2 separate regions of the Homo sapiens genome follow, and region 1 is linked to region 2. A link is an interaction called in ENCODE POLR2A ChIA-PET data of the cell type or tissue named here. Cell type or tissue: MCF 10A. All regions are shown on one strand. Each heading gives the region's core, and the rest is flanking DNA. Links, peaks and the distances in the headings are about the cores only. Region 1 has its middle 31 kb from the start of ZFAND5. Region 2 holds the start of LOC101927191 (a long non-coding RNA gene).

The links. ChIA-PET counts read pairs that join two places held together with the same protein. Peaks named below come from ENCODE experiments on the same cell type or tissue, not always from the same donor. Only the 100,000 strongest peaks of a DNase experiment are listed, where the experiment ranks them.
Region 1: POLR2A ChIA-PET joins it to region 2 with 14 read pairs; 6 of 35 experiments call an interaction of 5 or more read pairs at or near these places.

What each region holds. Positions count from the first base shown.
Region 1 is chr9:72,391,714-72,399,968 of GRCh38, forward strand. No RefSeq gene overlaps it. Among named protein-coding and RNA genes, the nearest start is that of ZFAND5, 31 kb to the left of the region's middle. In MCF 10A, for the core only: no CTCF peak of the experiment used is centred there; a DNase peak (open chromatin) is centred at 5,138.
Region 2 is chr9:72,572,842-72,581,255 of GRCh38, forward strand. It overlaps TMC1 (transmembrane channel like 1), which reads left to right. Exons shown (of 24, transcript NM_138691.3): 2 at 5,061-5,182. It overlaps LOC101927191 (a long non-coding RNA gene), which reads right to left and starts at 4,688. Exons shown (of 5, transcript XR_242619.5): 1 at 4,577-4,688; 2 at 4,265-4,400. In MCF 10A, for the core only: no CTCF peak of the experiment used is centred there; DNase peaks (open chromatin) are centred at 4,790 and 6,540.

The DNA.
Region 1 (8,255 bases), core at 256-8,255, 180 kb before region 2:
CTTGGGCTCAAGTGATCCTCCCACCTTGACCTCTCAAGTGCTGGGATTACAGGTATGAGCCACTGCACCTGCCCTGAGGGTGGTCTTGTGTGGGCTGTGTTCCCTCTAACTTTGCAGTTGTCTTAAGTCTTCCCAGGGCTATACGAATGGTAGTACTAGCTTAGAGGAATATTAAAACAGCATCCAAGTATAGGGCTGTGTTCCCTCTAACTTTGCAGTTGTCTTAAGTCTTCCCAGGGCTATACGAATGGTAGTACTAGCTTAGAGGAATATTAAAACAGCATCCAAGTATAACAGTTGTGTGACCAAGAAGAAAATTAGTCTAATTTAGGAGAGTAATCAGCAGACTTACAGAAGTCTATTTTCAAGGAAATGAATGGAGTATATTTCAGATAATAGCTGCTGCTAATGAAAAGTTGCAAAATATTAGGATATGGTGGAAAAAAACCTATGAGTCTTAACAAAGCAAAAATGAATAGCCAGAAACTCTAGCTAAATCATAACATTTACCAGAATGTCATGTTCCAAATATGAAATAATTTAAAACATGATCTTTTTCAGCCATTGGTAAAATATTAGAGAGGATAATCTATTTAACCTTGGTGCTAGTGTATTTTCTTTTGAGTGACACAATGATTACAGGATCAGAAATGTAGTCAAGGGAATGTAATTATTAGCACTCTCTGGCTCTGTGATGAATAATGTGATGAATAGTCATAATAATGCAAAATTTGTTTATTGATTATCAGCTTTTAAAATAAACCGATGCACAAAGCATGGAGGAGTTAATCCTGATTAAGGACAGAATGTAAACACTCTCAGCTTTGATGATGTTAAAGTAAAGCTCTAGCTGACAGATTTTGGAAAATGAAAAGTAAATAGGGAAGAGGGAAGAAGTGGTAAGGATGCAAATGCTCTCATTTTATAAAATGAGGCATCAAGAGAATCTGTTGAAAATTGAAATAGTAATGACAAATTAAATAGCAATGACAAAAATGATCCTGAGAGCAGTGTGGAAGAGGATGTTCTATCTGGAAAAAATAGAAAATGCTGAATTCACTGCACACTGTAAACAAAAATATTAATTCCAGGTAAATTATAGACCCTTTCAAAGGCAAAACAGTAAGGCTTTAAAAGATAATACAGAAAAAATAGATTCATAATCTCTATATGGGAGAGTGATTTTAAAACATATTAAACATTAAGAAGCCCCAACCTTTAAGATAAGGATTGATGAATTTGATTACAGTGAAATAAGAACATTAAAAATAAAATAGTGGGTGGGGGGCGATGGGAGGGACCTTAGAGGATAGACCAATATGTGCAGCAAACCACCATGGCACACGTATACCTACGTAACAAACCTGCACATTCTGCACATGTGTCCCAGAATTAAAGTAAAATTTAAAAAATCGTAAAAAGGCAAGCCATGGACTTGAAAATATCTGGAATACATGTTTAATCAATATTTGTTATAGCCAACAAAGGACCCATATCCAGAATATCTGAAGAGCTTATACACCCCAATAAGAAAATACAACTTAATAGAAAAATGAGCAAATAGTTTTCAACAGCCACTTCAAAACAGGATATAACTAGTTGATCAATAAGCATATGATAAGATATTCAATCTCAGCCACCAGAAAAACACAAATTAAAACAGTAAAGAGGTACCACTACACACCTCTCAAAATAGCTAAAATTTAAAAAGACTGAAAAAGAGCAAGGATTGCTCCTGGAACTCTCCTCCACTGCTGGTGAAAAGAGAAACTAGCTTAACCAATTTGGAAAGCAATTTGGCTTTATTGATTAAAGTTAAAGATACCATACCTCATGACCTAGCAATTTCTCTCTTAGGTATATATCTAAAAGAAATATATGCCCATGTGTACCAGGAGACATGTATAAGAAAATTCATAACAGCTTTATTCACAATAGCCTAAACCTGGGAACAACCAAAATATTCATCCATGGGAGCATGGATAAATAGTTGTAAGGCTCTCTCTCATGGAATTCTATATAGCAGTGAATATTAATGGACTGCAGCTGAATGCTACAATATTAGTGAATCTCATGAACATAATACTGAGCTAAGAAAAGCCTGATGCAAAATAATATATAGTGTATGATTCTATTTACATAAAATTCAAAAACAGGTGAAATTATAGTGTTGAGTGATGCATCCTTGGATAGCAAAAATATAAAGAAAAGCAAGGAAGTTATTACTAAAGAAGTCAGAAGAGTTTTATGTTTTAGGAAAAGGGAGTGAGTTATGCCTTGGAGAGGCATGCAGGAACCTTCTGGGGACTGACACTCCTTTATTTGACCTGAGTAGCCATTTCAGGGAGGTTTGCTTTGGAATACATCTCTGCTTTATGTATTTTTTTGGCGTGTGACCTATTTCACAAGCTGAAAAGAGGATTTAAATAAAAAGAACTAGTGGTTTAAGAAAGTTATTTAAATAACAAAGGTAACCAATGGAGAAACTAAAATAGTGCTGTAACTGCTAAAAATTGAGAGATGTAGACCAGTGTAATAAGCTAACTTCTCCACTGTGGTCACAGGAAGTTAATAAGAAAATTTCCAAATTGATACACATATTATGAAATAAGAACCCAAACCAACTGTAAAAGCGTTGTTCTCTGTTATGTAATTTCCTTCTTAAAATAATGCATACTTATTAATTTTATAATCAAGAAAAACTATCATGTTATATTAACATTTTTATATTTTTTAAACATCTGTGTGACTGAACAACCAGATTAGAAACAAACAAATTTGTTGACTGAGTTAACTTAGTTTGAGGAATTTTAACTTTTTAGTGAGTTGTTTTGTAGTGCCCTAAATATTTATTGAAACAATTTTATATATTCAATGTAAAAAATTCTCTTTTCTCTGTGTAACTTTCAGATCACTTGTGAGAACTTTGAGAAGCATCCAAAGAGATTGAAGAATTTTTTTGTTTTAGTAGCAAAATCTTACTTATTGTACAATTATTTAGAACTGTGATAGAAGAGTTTTTATTGTTGCCTTTCCTGACTTCAATTCATTTTAAAGGCATTTTTATTAATAAATAACATAATGTGCAACGGCTTTCATAAACCACTCCCACTCCCACCCCTGTGTCATCCCCGTAAAACTAAACAAACCAACTGAAATCTCTGCACTTCTACAAAAACTCAGTATGATGTCCCTCATAAGAATTAATGTAAGGAACCAGGGTCGGTGGCTCACGCCTGTAATCCCAGCACTTTGGGAGGCCGAGGCGGGTGGATCACCTGAGGTCAGGAGTTCAAGACCAGCCTGACCAACATGGAGAAACCCCGTCTCAACTAAAAATACAAAATTAGCCGGTATGGTGGCGGGCGCCTGTAGTCCCAGCTACTCGGGAGGCTAAGGCAGGAGAATCGCTTGAACCCGGGAGGCGGAGGTTGCCATGAGCCGAGATCGCGCCACTGCACTCCAGCCTGGGCAACAAGAGCGAAACTCCGTCTCAAAAAAAAAAAAAAATTAATGTAAGGAAACAATGTCCTCATCACCCACCATTTCACAGCTGCTGCATTATACTTAGGTGGAAGTGTAGCTTTTATTTTATTTATTTATTTATTTATTTTATGAGACGGAGTCTTGCTCTGTCGACCAGGCTGGAGCGCAGTGGCGCGATCTCGGCTCCGCCTCCCAAGTTCAAGCCATTCTCCTGCCTCAGGCTCCCAAGTAGCTAGGACTGCAGGCGCCCGCCACCACGCCCCTCTATTTTTTTGTATTTTTAGTAGAGACGGGGTCTCACCATGTTTGCCAGGATGGTCTCGATCTCCTGACCTCGTGATCCAACTGCCTCGGCCTCCCAAAGTGCTGGGATTACAGGCGTGAGCCACCGCGCCAGGCCGGAAGTGTAACTTTTAATATCAAGCACTCACATTTTAACGTGGCTTTTTAACTAGGGCAAGACCCTACAGATCATTTTAATTATCAATATAAGTCCATTTGAGCTCACTGATAAACCACACGAGAGAAAAAGTTGCTTTTCAAATAAGGAAAGCCTTTTAATTGCTTGTCTGCATTTACTTTTTTAAGATTAGTTTTTGTTTTTAAAAAGAAGCAGATTTAGCCTGAAAAACATATGCAAATTTTCCTTCCAAAAGTGCTTTATTTAAAAAAAAAAAGCTTAAAAAAAGTAGTATGAAATAGGCAAATATTCTTCCAATATAAAAGAAAAGGAATTTGAAAGTTGAGATTCCACTTTGTTAAATTAACTACTAAAAATATGATGGATTAAACTTTGAGACTCTTGGAAAGTGTTACCATAATATTTATGATGAAATCATTAATTTTGTAAAGGGAAAACATTCTTGTTCCAACTCAGTAGTTCTTTTTCACTTTCTGGCTAACATAGAAAAATAAATATGACATTGTTCTGAGGAATCTGTTGTCCCAAAGCAATTAAGAAGCAAATCAATGAAATATTCTTGTAAATCAAAGCAGTTATCTTCTTATTTTTTATTGTGTACTTTGAACTCGCTTTTTAGGGAAGCATGTTGAGACATCTGAATTCCTTTGCCTTTAGATTTTGGAACTATTTTGGTCTTATTTCAATTGTTAACTATCTCTCTGCTTGTAATGTCTCAATACTTTTGAGTGTTCACAGTAAAAAGAATAAAGGCACCCACTGCACTCATTTATGACATGGACTGGACAGGAGCCACTCAAATGTCCACGCTGAGTTCTGGCAAGTCACATTGCCTCTGGTCTTGTGTTTTGGTTTGGTGGGCACACTTCTGTCCTTGTTCACACTTTCAATCCACATTTCCAAAGAACGGCCATTTTAATCCACCTGTGCTAAAAACATTGGTTAGGTCTTCTTTCTCTAAGAAGGTTGCATTTCAGGTATGAGATTTAGAAAATAACTATAGGCATAAAGGTCAGCCAATCTGTTTTCAAAACAGGGCTGACAAGTAAGCAGGTGCAGGCACTAAGTTCAACTTACAAGTGTAAACTCTACTTCAAAATCAGTTCTGAGTCATCTGCTCTGTCTGTTAGGCACTCTTGTTTACAGTACATCTTTAGCCTTCTCATGTAGCAATACTATTGGTAAGTGGTATGCATAAGAAAAAAAACAACTTGATCTTGACAAAATGTGTACCCTATGTGTGGTGAAGAGACGTTTTGGAAGGTCTTGAGCAATTTTTTAAAATGCCTGTGTGTGTGTACGTACCCTTTATGTAATATTTAATGACTCGTGTTCTAAGAGGGTGTGTTTTTCTTTCTTAAAGAGCTGGCAGCTGGCCTATCCTCTTAGAAATGGGAAATTTCTTAAGCTAATTTGCACAAGCAGGCTATGTGTTTTGACGACGAAGCTGTAACTCTTTGTCCAGACAGTATTGCCAATTATCTGTGAATATCCTTATTAAGTAAAGACTTCAGAAAAAAAAAAAAAAGCCAGATCTTTTTATTAGCTTGTTTTGCATATAAGCTTTCAGGATAGTTGTATATTAATGTCACTTCTAAAGAAGAAAGGAGTTATTTAAAGGGATGACCTGATTATCTTGATAAAGAAAATATTAGAGCTGCAACCCATTTTCTGAAAAATTGGCCTTGGATTTGAGTGCAGTCCGGAAGGTGAAAATTTTGAATTGAATTTTAAACTCTAGGACAATAAAGTTTGAGCCAAATCATTTACTCTTTCTGTTTCTTAGTTTTCCAATCTGTTAAATGAGAATCAAAGCATTTATGTATATTTCTTCTTATAGGGAAATAAAGCATTGGTAATTGATTAGAAGGTACAAATCAGTGCACATGCATTTGTTCTGTCTGAAATACTAAGCCAAGCATCATCTTCATCTGCTCCTTCCTTATGAGACCAATGTGCACCCTTGGGGTCATCACATATCTTATGGCAAGGAAAAGCCCTCTATCTGTAGTGAGACTTCAGAGGTAGAAATAAATTTTTGTGCCACATAGAGCTCAGATAACCAGGAAACAGCCAAAATAAAGATAGATTTTGTGAAAATTATGTTTCATGTTTTTGAAAATTTAAGAGCATTTTCTCAGAGAGAAAAAACATGCATGGATGGGGGCTAGAATCAGAAATAAAGAAGGTGAAGAGGTTGTAGCAATCACTCTTCTGACGGTCTTTAAAACAGAAAAATAAAAATAAAAATAAATAAAAATAAGCAAAAAATGTAATTCCCCAACAGATGAAGGAGGAATTGGTTTTGTTACTTTTTAGAGGTCCTTTTAGTTTATAACATGCTGATGTGGGTTATTACATCAGCCACCAATTAGCATATGAAGTGCCAACATATATGCCAAGCTATGCACTATGTGTTGGGAACTGAAAAGTGAGTAAGAGGCTGGGAGCGGTGGCTCACGCCTGTAATCCCAGCACTTTGGGAGGCCGAGGTGGGCAGATCACTTGAGGTCAGGGGTTCAAGACCAGCCTAGCCAGCATGGCAAAACTCTATCTCTACTAAAAATACAAAAATTAGCCAGGTGTGATGGCACACACCTATAATCCCAGCTATTCGGGAGGCTGAAGCAGGAGAATCGCTAGAACCCGTGAGGTGGAGGTTGCAGTGAGCTGAGATTGCACCACTGCACTCGAGCCTGGGTAGCAGAGTAAGACTCTGTCTCAAAAAAAAAAGAGTAAATAAGAAACAATTTTTGCTCTCAAGGTCTTCTTAACCTTTCATGGCAGAGAAATACATACAAATAATTACAATACTATGTGATAAGTGTTAGACTAGTGGCAAAAACCTGTGCTGAGATTACGAATTTTGCCTGGGCTGGTTGGGACTGAAGAAGTAATATTTGTGCTCGGCCGTGAAGACTGAGGGGAGGTTAGGCATGGCAGGTCATCCTAGGAAGAGAATACAGCTTGAACAAAGACATGGAGAAATGGATGCCATTGGTTTATGGGAAATATTTTAGAGACGAGGTAAGTGTTTGAGCGTCAGGCAGTTCCAGGTTTTTAACCCAGCTATGTGGCCATTCACTGGCTCTATGATTTGGGGTACATTACTTGGCCTCTCTGAACCTCAGTTTCTGCATCTTTAATATAGGGACATTATTGCCTATCCTGGCAAGTTGCTGTGAGCATTACATGAAAAAATAAGTATAAAGGGCCTGACACAGTGCAAGGACATAGTAGATGTTCACTAAATGATCACTGTTACCCTGTCTCCTTGAGTGGGTTGCAGCTATTAATATGGAACCACATATAGTTGTGACAAGTCTTCTGTGAAATGGAAGTAACACCTACTTTCAGGGTTGTTTTGAGGATGAGAGGTAGTATCAGACAGAGGTCCAATAATGTGCTCAAGAAACAGTAGTTATGATTACAATTATTATAACACTTCTCTTTGAAAGACCAAAAGACATGCATATTTTACTTATATTGAATAAATTATGAATTTGTGTGTGTGTACAGAATTGTACTTTCTGCTAGACCAAAGCAGAAACTTGCATTACCTTGAAGGTAATGTGTCATATTAATGAATATGTTTTAAAATAGAGAACTCAGAAATAAGACTACACACCTACAACCATCTGATGTTCAACAAACCTGACAAAAACAAGCAATGGGGAAGGGATTCCCTATTTTATAAATGGTGCTGGGAGAACTGGCTAGTTATATGCAGAAAATTGAAACTGGACCCTTTCCTTACACCTTATACGAAAATTAACTCAAGATAGATTAAAGACTTAAATGTAAAACTCAAAACTATAAAAACCATAGAAGCAAATCTAGGCAAAACCATTCAGGACATAGGCATGGGCAAAGAATTAATGATGAAAATGCCCAAAGCAATTGCAACAAAAGTAAAAATTAACAAGTGGGATCTAGTTAAACTAAAGAGCTTTTGCACAACAAAAGAAACTATCATCTGAGTGAACAGACAACCTACAGAATGGGAGAAAATTTTTGCAACCTATCCATGTGACAAAGGGCTAATATCCACAGTCTACAAGAAACTTAAATTTACAATAAAAAAGCTAACAAACCCATTAAACAGGGCCCAAAAGACATGAACAGACATTTCTCAAAAGAGGACATTCACGCGGGCACCAAACATATAGAAAAAAGCACAGCGTCACTGAAATGCAAATCAAAACCACAGTGAGATATCATCTCATGCCAGTCAGAATGGTGATTATTAAAAAGTCAAGAAACAACAGATGCTAGCAAGGCTGTGGAGTTTTTACATGGTTGGTGGGAGTGTAAATTAGTTCAACCATTGTGAAAGACAGTGCGGCAA
Region 2 (8,414 bases), core at 203-8,202:
ATTAACTGGGCATGGTGGTGGGTGCTTGTAATACCAGATACTCGGGAGGCTGAGGCAGGAGAATCGTTTGAACCTGGGAGGTGGAGGCTGTGGTAAGCCAAGATCACACCATTGCACTCCAACACAGGGGACAGAGTGAGACTCTGTCTCAAAAATAAAATAAAATAAAATAATTGTCAATATTGTTGGTTATGAAATGCTATCTCATTATTGTTTAAAGAGGCATTTCCCTTGATAACTAGTGAGGTTGAATTTTGTTTTCCAGATGTGCATGAGCCATTGGTTTTTTTCTGTTATGCATTTTCTATTCATATACTTTGACCACATGATATGTGCCTGGTCATAACCCATCAAACTCTTCTTTCTCTCAGATACTTCACTTTATGGAAATCTTTTTCACGTTTATCCCTCAAACCCAGAATTTTGAGTGTCATACCTGTTCTAACATAAATTTGAGGAAAATGAAGGCTAATTCAGAATAAAGAACTATATAAGCAGATGGACAGTGTGTTCTCCTCTAAATAGGGGTGCTAGGATAAGAGGCGGTAGGATAAATGCACAGCCTCAAAATCCACCACCCACTAAAGACCTCACAGTACATGATGACATTAGCATGCTGTGCCAGCATTTCTACCTACCACGATGACCTGGAATGAAGGACAAAAGGGGCAATTGTTAAGTCCTGTGCGTAAACTTTGGAAGAGAACATACCTTGCTTTAAACCATTAAGGGGGCAGGCAATAGATTCCTGTACAGGGTGGCTTAGCCAAAAGTGGCTGGTCTTGTTCTCATTTATATGGTTTATAATGATTCTAAATCATTCTCGGAGAAAAACAGACTCATTTCATCTCCCTTTAATTAGGATTTCTGTTACTGCAATATTTTAGTGGCATTTATGTCAAATGTTTTCTTTTGAGAACTTCTCCCTTTTACTGTCTTTTTTCTTTTATTTTAAACTTTTATTTTAGGTTAGGGGGTACATGTGAAAATTGGTTACATAGGTAAACTCATGTCAAGAGGGTTTGTTGTACGGATGATTCATCACCCAGGGATTAAGCTCAGTACTCAATAGTTATCTTTTCTGCTCCTCTCCCTCCTCCTACTTTCCACCCTCAAGTAGACCCCAGAGTCTGTTGTTTTCTTCTTTGTGTTCATAAGTTCTCATAATTTAGCTCCCACTTATATGTGAGAACACGCAGTATATGATTTTCTGTTCCTGCGTTAGTTTGCTGATGATAATAGCCTCCAGCTCCATCCATGTTCCTGCAAAAGCCATGATCTTGTTCCTTTTAATTTACTTTTTGCTATTCTGATTAGAGAGTGGCCATGCTCCATGCTCCATATGGATATTCTTTGGAAACAAAGCATTTTTGAAATGGTAGGATTGGGGCTAGTAAAAGAGAACAGAAAGAATTGTGAACAGGGTCTCCTCCAGTACAGATGGTTAAAGAACACAAATAGGGAAGTGTGATGAGTGACCTCCATTTAATTGGGCGCCCAAGCTCTTGGCTGCTCCAGCATGGGTTGCCATCCTGACTGATCCCTTGGCTCAGAAACAGATATGGTGCTATCAGGAAAGCAAGGCCAATATCTGAATATTGCAGCAGAGACTGCTCCCATTTCAGAAAGCAACCCAGATTAAAGTTGATGATTCAGTTTCAATAAATGCTTCCTTTTTTATAAAAGGCATTTAACATCACTCTTTCCCCTGGTAATATGGAATTAGCTTTTGGGATCAACTGGAAAATGTCAGAGGGCGATTGTAAAAGGCCACCTGCTAACCACAGGAAGCTGGGCTGATACAGAATGCCAGGTTAACTTAAGGTCGATAATGGTTACTTCCTTGTCACTTTTTACATGCATCCTTGCTCTGCAGTGGGGGTCATAAGAAGTAAGATGCATGCAAGGTGAATTTCTAGAAGTCAGCTTCTCTGAGAAGTATTCTCTGACCATACATTCCTACTAGTCCCCACATACGCTGCTGATCTCCCCATCTTCACCCCCATTGTTGAAATTGCTCCCTCATTGTAACTGTTCACTCATCTGTCTCCACCATAAAGCTTAGGCTCCTAGAAAGTCAGGACCAGAGCTAGTACAGTGCCCCATGTTCTTATGGAATGATTTTAGTGCCTTGAGTTTGGTGTGGTGACCAGAGCTGGTGGCCAACTGTCGTGAGGCCCCAGTCCTTCTTTTTGTCATGCTTTCCCTCCCAGCCCCTCCTTGACCACTCTTTCACCTCCATCTTTCTACTTATATAGAGACAAATAATAAGATGCTTGTACAAAGGGTGTACTTGTATTATCCCATTTGTGTTGATATTCCACAACAGCAAATTAGGTTTTTTTGTTTGTTTGTTTTTTGATGGAGTCTTGCTCTGTTGCCCAGGCTGGAGTGCAATGCGTGATCTCGGCTCACTGCAACCTCTGCCTCCCGGGTTCAAGTGATTCTCCTGCCTCAGCCTCCCGAGTAGCTAGGACTACAGGCACCCACCACCAAGCCCGGCTAATTTTTGTATTTTTAGTACTGACGGGGTTTCACCATATTGGCCAGGCTGGTCTTGAACTCCTGACCTCAGGTGATCTGCCCGCCTCGGCCTCCCAAAGTGCTGGGATTACACGTGTGAGCCACTGTGCCTGGCCTGATAAGGTTTAAAGATTAAATACCATGTCGTTAAATTTGCAAATCTCTCGAATAGGAAAATCAGGAACAATGACAACATTCGGAGCTTCCCAGAAGGTAACAACTATGGGGAGTTTTGTGGGCATCTGAGAGAAGCACACACACAGATGGTTTGCCTTTCATTGGTCCATTCTTGCCCAGAAGGCGACACTAACTGAAACAAAGAAGCCTCATATGAGAAGGACATGGGGTCACAGCAGCTTTTGGGGTGGCCCTGGGTCCTTGATCTGGTCTTTCTCTGGCTCATTTTGTATTGCTCACTTTGTTACTTCACAATCCAGGGCTTGTGACATTTTTCTTCTCTGGAGTGGAAATGACAGAGCTGCAGAACACAAGTTTCTGATTGGTTCCTATGAGTCAGGAAAGAGGGCCAGTTGAAACTGGGCTCACACACACACACACACACAAACTAGGCTCACATGTGTTTTCCCATCAGCTAAACAAGTTTTCAGAAGTACAGAAATAACTCGTTGGGGAAGGGGACCCAGGACAATGACAATGTTTTTGATGGTAATGTCTGCAGAAGTAAGGCAGGTTTCCTCTGTGCCTGAAAAGATGGCACCATTTGAGGAGATGGCATACTCGTGGTGGAATCTTCATTAAGATGTCAAACTAAGCTGTAGGAAATCAACTCTAGAAAACAGCTCTAATGTGAGAAAACATATATCCAGTTTTATAGAGCAAGAGCTGTGATCATGGTGACATTTAACAACTGTATTAGTTGGCCAAGAGGGTAAAAATATACTTGACCTCTTAGAGCACCATAAATACTCTCAGCTTGTGGGCCAACTGTGTCATGGTCTTTTTTCTAGCCCCTCCTCTTTCTCCCTTCCTTCTTGTCTCTCTCCTCCTCTCTCTTCCCTCCCCTTTCTCCTTTCTGACCCTCTTTTCTCTTCTCTATCTTCTCGAACCTTCCCTTCCTCCTCTCCTTTAGGTGCTCAGCACCTCTTTGATTCAATAAACATTTACGGAGCTCCTTCTTGTGCCAACGACTGTACACAGAGCTGGGATGTCAAGATGAATCAGTTACATTTCCTGCCCAATGCCAAGGGATGGCTTGATGGGTTTTGACCAGCCCCTCCCTGGACTCCCAATTTCTTTTTTTTTTTTTTCTTTTTTTTTTTTAGACGGAGTCTTGCTCTGTTGCCAGGCTGGAGTGCAGTGGCACGATCTCGGCTCACTGCAGTCTCTGTCTCCCTCCCAACTTCAAGCGATTCTCCTGCTCAGCCTCTCGAGTATCTGGGATTGCAGGCATGCGCCACCACACCCAGCTAATTTTTTTGTATTTTTAGTAGAGACAGGGTTTCACCATGTTGGCCAGGGTGGTCTGGATCTCCTGACCTCGTGATCCACCCGCCTTGGCTTCCCAAAGTGCTGGGAATACAGTCATGAGCCACCGCGCCCGGTGCCCTGGACTCCCAATTTCTACCTCCTGGAACGTGCTTTACTCACCAGCCTTGGTGTTATTCTGCAATATGGCCAACTGGGATTTTTTTCAATCTTACAGAAATTATTCTCGGAAATGTTTGCTATTTTTTTTTAATGAAGCTACAGCATACAATTTAAGGATAAATAATGTACTTACTCTGCAGCTATTGTTTCAAGTCAAATCCGCTGATTACTCCTCCAAAATTCTTTTCTTAATAAAATCTCTGACCCTTTCCTCTTCCTGTTAGAACTTCTGGAGCTACCATTGTTCCTCCTCTTGGGCTGCTCATAACCTAGGGGAGTCACAGTGAAATTACTTGCTTTAAAATTCTTTAATCACTCTGCGAGTTGTTAGGAAAAGCTGACACATCTGATTTGGAAACTCCCACTCCAGTGGACTGTTGTGCCTCAGCACACAGGGACGGGTGGAGCAAAGGAACAAGAAGCCAAAAACTCTCAGGGCACTTACTATGATTGTGTAAAAGAGAGACTCATCAATTAACACAGGTACTGGCAAGTGCACTTCATAATGCCTCCATTTCTAGACAGATCAAAAACAGTGTGCCCTGTCAATAAATGCTGAGTTTCTGTAGCAGCCTGATTGAGATCAGCTAACCTTTAGGCCAAAAGCGGGATTCTTCCTTGCTGAAGCTTTTGGCAAAGCATATTGAGCTTCATGCCAGGGATTAGATTAACTCTTGCAAAACTGGTTCACCAGGAACAATGACTCAGTGTTTTTTTTTTAGTATCCGGCATATTGTGTGGAGCAGCTATAAATATATTTACAAGCTGGAGTTTCAAGGGAGGGGAGTAATAGCTTGCTGAAAAACATGCCAACTGAGTTATGGGTCTTCACGCAGCCAGCATGCTGTGTTTTGGGCTCTGCCTCTTGTAATTTTTAGAAATTAATTAGTTTATTCTTTATTTATATTTATTTATTTATTTATTTTCAGATGGGATCTTACTCTGTTGCCCAGGCTGGAGTGCAGTGGTGCGATCTCGGCTCTCTGCAACCTCCGCCTCCCAGGTTCAAGTGATTCTCCTGCCTCGGCCTCCTGAGTAGCTGGGATTTCAGGTATGCCTCACCATGCCTGGCTGATTTTTGTATTTTTAGTAGAGGCAGGGTTTCACCATGTTGGTCAGGCTGGACTTGAACTCCTGACCTCAAGTGATCCACCTAAGGGTACTGGGATTACAGGCATGAACCACTGCACCCGGCCTGTTGGTTGTAATTTTATTTTCCTCCTCAAGGACTTTGAGCACATTATCTTCTCTTTAATAACTTGTTTCCACCCTCCTTTGTGCACGCGCGCACGCGTGTGTGTGTGTGTGTGTGTGTGTGTGTGTGTGTGTGTGTATTTTCTGATCTCCCTACGGGGGCAGAGAGTCTCAAGCAGGTATGTCCATGTTATTAACATACTGTCTGCTTATTAACTAACTGCACCAATGATGAAAGCCAACTGACAAACAAGTGATGCTCTTATCCCTCCTTCGCAAGCAATGAATCTGAAAGCCAAGAGAAGTTTTCCTTTCAACAGGAAGTGTTTTGGAGTCCGAACAACTCTGCATTTAGACAGTGCAGCTTTTAGTTACAGATCTTGGCAATGGGGCAGGCAGAGGGAGCGGCAACTACAGACTTTGCCGTAGGACTGTTTTCTATGGAGTGTGTGTGCTCTGACGAGCTAGTGACAGGAGGGAGGTTACAAAAGCATTTACTGAAATAAGGATTTCTAATAGAGGAGCTTTTTAAAAGTATTAAATATGCTAATGTGCCTAGGGCATAGTCAACAAAGAGTTATAATACATGTCATTTTTCATATTTATCAAGGAAACCATGTCACCCGCAGCCTTTCTCAATTTCTGGCATTCTGAGAAACACACTGTAGTGGTGCCTGAGGGTCTGGGGAAAGAAGAATAGAATGAATGGGGCATCTCAGAATCGTAAACTCCCCCAGTTGTAGTTCCTTTCGATGTTGGTCGTTGGATGAATTTCCAGTTTCTACTATTGTGGTTGGATTGGGGAGAGTAGCTCAAATTGGGAATTGCTTTTTGAGGATCTAGGGCTTCTGGAATTCTCCCAGTTTCTTTTTACCTCTTTATGCTATCTTGTCTACTTTGAAAAATCAGTAGCATCCATTTGATTGCAGAGCTGAATCTTTCTATACAGTGAGGAGTTGTAATCACATTACTTATAACCTGCTTATTTAACTTTTTAAAGGTGCAAGTCATTGTAACCTAAGTATTTACTCACACTGATCCTTAATATACTCCCCTTTCTTATCTGCAAGCTTCTTTCTCTGGTTTCTCCTAACTCTGTTACTGCTCATGAGTTTAAAACTTTGTCTTCTCAGTTCCTGGCTTCACCTGTTTGGTCTCTGCTCTCCAGGACTCTGCCTTGGAAATCTGACTCACACTTCTATATGTCCCTGGGGCTCAACTTCGGGCCTGGCGCCAGAATCACCCAGGCTCCAAGCAAGCCTTGTAGACTCCACTCAGTCCTTTGACTCAAGGAAATCTCCACTTCTAAATGGCTCTCCGGTTGATTCTGATGCCAGTCCAGGGTTGAGAACCACCGCTTTAGCTTCTAGACACACAGCCCCCTCCCCTTTTTCCTGGAGCCCCTCTTGGGTCATGATTCTATTTTCCCTATTTCTGTACTCAGAAGGGATAAAAATGGAAGTGTATGTGAAGTTGCTACTACGTCCCAGGTGCTTTAAATATGTTATTTTATTCAATCTTCACAACAGTCTTATGCAGTCTCTATTTTTATTTTAAGAATGAGGAAAACAATACTTGGGTGCAGTGGCTTATGTTTGTAATCCCAGCACTTTGGGAGGCCAAGGTGGGTAGATCACTTGAGCCCAGGAGTTCAAGACCAGCCTGGGCAACATGGCATAACCCTGTCTCTACCAACAATACGAAAATTAGCCAGTCTCATAACCTGGTCTATAAATAAATAAATAGATAAAAATTTAAAAATAAAATAATTTAAAAAGAAAAGAATGAGGAAAACAAGATTCAGAGAGCCTTGGTCATCTTCCCAAAGGTGCACAATTAAGAAATGGCTAAGCAGGGGTTCTGACTCAGATCTGTCAGCATCTACAGCTTTGCTATTTAAAAGAGCGTGGTCCGTGGACTAGCAGAATCAGTGTCACCTGGGATCTTGGTAGAAACACAAATACTTGAGTGCCATCTCAGACGTACTGAATCAGTTTCTTCAGGGGTAGGGTCCAGGAATATGCATTTTATGAAGGCCTCTAAATGTTTCTCAAAGTTTAAGAAGCATGGGGAACTATATCTTTTCCTACTATATAGTCTTATCTCTTTCCTTGTTTCTTTACTCCAAAGTATTGCCTTATTTCTTTCCCAGAAACCTCACTATCAGCTCACTGTGCAGCCTTACTCATATCTTCCTCAACCAGCAGTTTTATTACACACACCCTTCTCATTTCCTCACATTGCTCATGGTATCTGACTGAGTACAGGGATCCAACCTGGCTTTGGGTTTTGCACTGTCTTGCCTCAGTCTCTTAATTTCTTCCTATGTACATTTTAAGATATTGAAGACACTAACTTCCAAACCTCTTCTCTAAATCTGACAGTGAAGCAGTGTGTGTGTGTGTGTGTGTGTGTGCATGCCAGTGCATACACCACACATACAAGCACATACACAGAGTTAAGTTTGGTCACATTTACTTCATTAATTGATATATACCACAACTGAGAAAAACTTACTGGCATTCTGCTCCAAGCTTGAATTCCCAGACGAAAAACAAACAAGCAAACAAACAACTCCTCCTTACACAAAAATATCTAGTGGCCTTGGAAAATTCCATTTAACATTAAATTGTGTCTCTTCAAAGTGAAGCAGGGTGGGCAGATTTTTGAACATGAATCTACTGATAACACAACACCTCTTCAAAACTAGAATCTCATTCAGGGTTAAATGATGTCCAAGTCAAACCTGAGATGCTAGCATGATGCCCCATCCTCAGTCAGAGGTTTCAGGGTGGCAAACAACTTTTGCTCACTCTCCTCTGCCTCTCTCTATATTTGCAGAAAGTCCAGCTTTCACTGCAAAAGTTCGATAACTCTGTAAAACAGTTTGATCCTAACTTCAAAAGAATTTTTATGCTATTTGGAATACATAAAAAATGAATTTATTCCAATACTTTAGCCCCATAAATAATGCATAATGATTGGTGAAAGATTAGCATTTTGGAGTTCAAGTACTTAAAGCTTTCTTGGATGGATAATGCATCACCCTTAACTAGCATAAGGGGAAATAGAAGGTTGACAAGGAAAAC